Regions from separate parts of the Mus musculus genome. Here region 2 is linked to region 1. A link is a loop called in an ENCODE intact Hi-C map of the cell type or tissue named here. Cell type or tissue: gastrocnemius. All regions are shown on one strand.

Region 1 (2,500 bases):
ACATGCCACATATAATACACTCACATACAACATACATGCATATCACATAATACGCCACACATACCACACATGTATACACACCATAGATACTACATACCATATAACACCTATACATTCACCACAAACAACACATTTAAACCATTCACACACACAACACACCATGTACACACACATACCACCCACATAACACATATACATACTCCACATTCACACATCACACAGACACAGCACACATGTCTTGCATACCCTACATAACACACACGCACACACATCTACTGCATTCAAAGGCTGTTTATTTTCACTTTTCCTTTCCCATGAACAAAGTGTCAGCCGCAGCAGAACTTACACAGATGGACGGAGAAGAAAGTCCTTACAACAAAGGTTAGCATGCTGCAGGGTTAAAAACCTCATTTTAATAGAGAAGAAAACCAACCAGCCAGAGTTTTTCACATTTCTCATCTGTGCTATTTGATGGTTGGGTAGTAAAATCATTAAATATTAGTGGACTCTGTCAAATTAGAGAACTAAGATAGCTATTTTCATAGATCAAACTGTATTTTTTTAGATCAAAGAAATGGCTTTTATTTTCTTGAGTTTTTGGTAGCGATTTGATTTTTTAAAACATTCTTGGGATTATGGTAATTACGTCATTTTCCTCCCTCGTCTGCCCAAACATGACCTGAGCGCTGACAACAGAAATCCACACCCTAAGTGGAAGGAATCGACACCCAGTGTGGAAGAATCACCCTACACTCAAGGAGACTCAACCCGAGACAAAGAACTGCAAGCAACCACCGAATGCTGACAGCGGGAGAAAGTGTTCCCCTGGGAAGAGCTCAGAATTGTAAAAGGCAACTTTTCAGAAAACAAAGTTAAAGATATCTTGCCTGGGTTCCCTTTCAAACTTCCATGATGCCCGGGTGTTGTTTCCTTCATTTTCTTATTTGCAGAAATTATTACTGAGAAGCATTCCATGTGGAATAAAGATTGAGTAGCTTTCAGTCTTGTAAGTCAAAAACATCTGGAATTACTCAGCCATTAATAAAAATTGCCAGCGCAGTTCAGAAATAAAAGCAGCACTAGGTGGCACTGGAAGATCGCGGCTCCGTGGCACTCGTTGCTCTTCGTTTTCTCCTATAATTCTCAAGGGGAAGAAGAGGAGCTATGGGGGGAAATCATGGCTACAGAGGTAAATATTAATTCATTTGCCTGCTTTTCCTGGAAGCTATTCCAGAATGTGTTCGTGAAAGCAAATGGCCAATTTACTAGAAGCTTCAGCACAAGGCCCATTAACCATCCCGTTTAGATATAATCAAAGACAGATAAAGGGATTTGCACCCTTGCTTCTGTGGGGGCTTCTGCTGTTCCATTTGCTGAGACTGATGACAGGGACATAGTGTTTAGCTACAGCTATAAAGATACGGATGGCCTCGTTCATAGGTAAATAATCAGTCATCACTTAAGAGATACACAGTTTCTTTCTTTTTTCCTAGCAGAGCAAACACAAAGGGTTGTTCTTTCTCTCTCTCTCTCTCTCTCTCTCTCTCTCTCTCTCTCTCTCTCTCTCTCTCTCTCTCTCTCTCTCTCTCTCTCTCTCTCCCTCTCCCTGAAATGGCATATATTCTAAGTCAGTGGAGTTATTTATTTTTCATTTTGCAATTCCTTCACACTAAGGGTCAGCTTGACTAACCCGCAGCAATGACTCATCTTTTATAGTTGAGGCGTTTGAACGGAAGTCCAGCCCTGCTTCTCCCCACACCCACCCTAATCTTCTTTCATGCGACCATGAAGCCAGCCTTTAAATCCAGCAGAAGATGTTTCTGTCATGCTCTCAAGCTATAAAATCCATTTCCAGGTCTGGAAGACGGGAATGATATGTGGATATTTGTTTAAAAAAAAAATCACGGTTTGTCTGTCCTCCTAGCTAGGTAATGTGAAAGGTCTTTAAATTCAAAATATTTCGAAACATACATCATTTCTTCAATGTCTTCTTCTCAATGGTAAAATGTTATTTTAAAATGGTCACTTTCTGAAGATTTTTTTTTTTTGTTGAATACGGAATTAGAATTCATTTTATCTCTTAAAAATCAGAATGTAATATATATTGATCATATTTTTCCCATCCCCCAACTCTTCCCAGATTCCCCACCATCATCCAACTTTATGTTCTTTTTCCTTTCTTAAAAAACAAAAATATAAAACAGTAAAAAGTACACACACACACACACACACACAAACACACACGGGGGGGGGGATCTTGTCCATCTTGTATTGAAAGCCTTTTAGAAGAATTTTTAAAATATATTTCTTGAAATTTTCACTTTTGTGTATACAATGGATTTGATAACACCACCTCTCTCCCCTCCTTTAATTTTACATATTTAATAGCTCATAGAAATTGTGTGGCATATTTGTGGTTTTGTCAGCCACAGGATCCATTTCTCTCCTAGTGTTTTATTCTTTCCTTTAGCAGAGACCTGGATTGGAGCAGGCCTATTTA
Region 2 (2,500 bases), 1.3 Mb after region 1:
GAGAGACCCTGAGCTAAAAGATGTCATCGAAGGTCAGAGGCACCATGCATCATGACACAGTTAGTTCAGCCAGGTAACTTGTCTGAGGTTAGAAAGCCTGAACTGAAACCCAAAGGCCTTGCTTGCTGGCCTGCACCTGTCACCACAGCATAGAAGAAGCTTCTAGAAGCTTCAGGAACCACCCTATAGGGTACTTCCCTGGCTGAACGCCATGAAACTCCAGAGCTACGGGGACAGTGGCTCTCGGCCTTCCTAAGCCTGTGACACTTTGATACAGTTCCTCATGTGGTCGTGACCCCCAACCATAAAACTATTTCCAGTGCTACTTCAGAACTGTAACTTTGCTACTGTTATGAATAATAATGTAAATATCTGATATGCAGCCCCAATGAAAGGGCCACTAGGGTCACAATCCACAGGTTGAGAAACACTGCAAGAGGCTGTTAACAATGTTCTAAGAAGTGAGTCGCATGGCTCAAACGTTTGGGACATGTTGCCTTATGTCCGAACTCTTCAGAACTTTAATGTGTACATTATTATTCTCCAAGATGGCAGTAAAATGAAATGTTTTAGTTAAGCCACAAAACCCTAAGTTTGAAGGCAAAACTAATGCGTAAAATGGACGCAAGTGTTCAAGAAAGCACAGTTTGGGTTACCGGGTCCAAGCCTCTCGCTCCACGATTTATAAAATGACGTCAAGAAATGTAAAGGGCAGAGACAAGGGTTCAGCAAGTCACTAAGCAAGGCCACGGGGCAGAGAGGCGTGGCAGTCCCCGACTCGCTTTCCCGGCATCACCCAGTTTCGTGTCTCTACATTTCTACATATTCCAATTTTTAAAAAGCATTTCATCAGCCAATTATTCTTATTAATTTGGAGGAAAAAAATTGAAGCTCAAAAATGCTCCGTCTGCAACTGTATCAATATCTCAGAGACTTGGAATATGTGTAAAATACGGGCTATGTTTCCATTGCTGAACGATGACTTTCATCCCTAACTCTGGCTTTTCTTCAGTTGAAACAGAACACCCTTGAATTGCTCATAGGCACCAGCACCAAATGCATCCAGGTTGGGTCCTTTTTTATATAATTTTATTTATTTATTTATTTTGATATTACAGTGAGTTACTGTAATGAGTAAACGAAACTAGGAGTTAGCATTTGCATCTCCTGTCCCCCTTCAACCTCTCCTTCAGTGACTGTGACTGTCTGGATTAAAAGTTCCTCATCTCCTCTTCCCCAGCTCACCCTCAAGTAGATTGACTGCCTTTTCAGCCGCCCCTTTCAGCAGTCCCGGGCCACTGGTGCCCTCTGGTGGTAGGTACAGGAATTGTCTAACTCCACTTTCCAGTAAGAAGCCATTTGAACCCTTTCCCCAGATAGCGCCCAATTTTATTCGGATTTTTGCCATTTGCTGCAGTAAAACATTTTGTCTGTTTTTCCCTTCTGTTCCGCCCTACTCACTCTATTAAATAAAAAATAATTTTTACTTATGACATCCTAGTTTCACAATAATCTTATGTATATTTGATGCTAAAAACAAAAACCAAAAAAACCGAATTACAGGGTAGCCTCAGAGATGCTGTCACAGATCTTGTCCAACACAGAGTACTTGAATTTCTACTATGAATGCATTCAATGCCTTGAAGGAATACTAGTGCTGCTAGGACCTTGAGAGGATTGGAACAAGGTGCGCTGCTTCCTCCTAAGACAGAACTGCCCCCAGCAGCACACAGCAGAACCAGGATTAACACCCAGGCCTCCCCACCCCAAATGCAGTGCTTGGCCAACTGTGCAGTAGATTGCAGGCCCTCAAACAGCTTTTCTCTGCCTTTTTTACATTCTCCACTATCAGTTATCTTTTTTTTTATTTTTGAGGGCAAGGCATGGAGCTGTACTTCAACCCCTGCTTGCTCAGCACACTTTTTGTAGACTGCGCCCTGACCTAGGTAGGTTGTATCTCATTATAGCAGTAGTTTCAGGTTAAGCTGTACCCTGAGAAACTCCATTCTACAAGCAGAATTTGACTCCCTTTTAAGTCCAAATGCGGGGAGGCAAGAGGACTCTGCACCTTGGTGAGCAATTAAACAACCAGCTTAATAACCTGCATTTGCTCTCCAGGACCCACATGTGTTACTGGCATGTGCATGTATGCATACACACACATATGTGTAGCTGGCACATGCATGCATGGACACACACATGTGTAGCTGGCATATGCATGCATGGACACACATGTGTAGCTGGCACGGGCATGCAGGCATACACACACATGTGTGGCTGGCATGTGCATGCAGGCATACACACATGTGTAGTTGGCATGTGCATGCATGGACACACATGTGTAGCTGGCATGTGCATGAATGCACACACAAACACACACAAGTGCTACAACATCCTCCCATGGATGCCATAAAGAAAAGCCTGTTTGCAGAAGGTGTGGGGAGCCCCACACTGGGAACCATAGACACTGTATTTCTGCATTGGGGTTTCTAGTCCCATT

Evidence for each region. Peaks named below come from ENCODE experiments on the same cell type or tissue, not always from the same donor. Only the 100,000 strongest peaks of a DNase experiment are listed, where the experiment ranks them.
Region 2: a loop joins it to region 1, with 4 times the contacts of the local background. A loop is called at or near these places in 12 of 42 quality-filtered maps.

Annotation. Positions count from the first base shown.
Region 1 is chr3:134,628,591-134,631,090 of GRCm38, reverse strand. No RefSeq gene overlaps it. Among named protein-coding and RNA genes, the nearest start is that of Tacr3, 200 kb to the left of the region's middle. In gastrocnemius, a CTCF peak has its summit at 1,065 (motif pointing right); a DNase peak (open chromatin) is centred at 1,106; H3K4me3 peaks cover 1,223 bases; H3K27ac peaks cover 665 bases.
Region 2 is chr3:133,313,469-133,315,968 of GRCm38, reverse strand. All of the region lies in intron 1 of Ppa2 (pyrophosphatase (inorganic) 2), which reads right to left. Among named protein-coding and RNA genes, the nearest start is that of Ppa2, 4.6 kb to the right of the region's middle. In gastrocnemius, a CTCF peak has its summit at 1,306 (motif pointing left); a DNase peak (open chromatin) is centred at 1,305.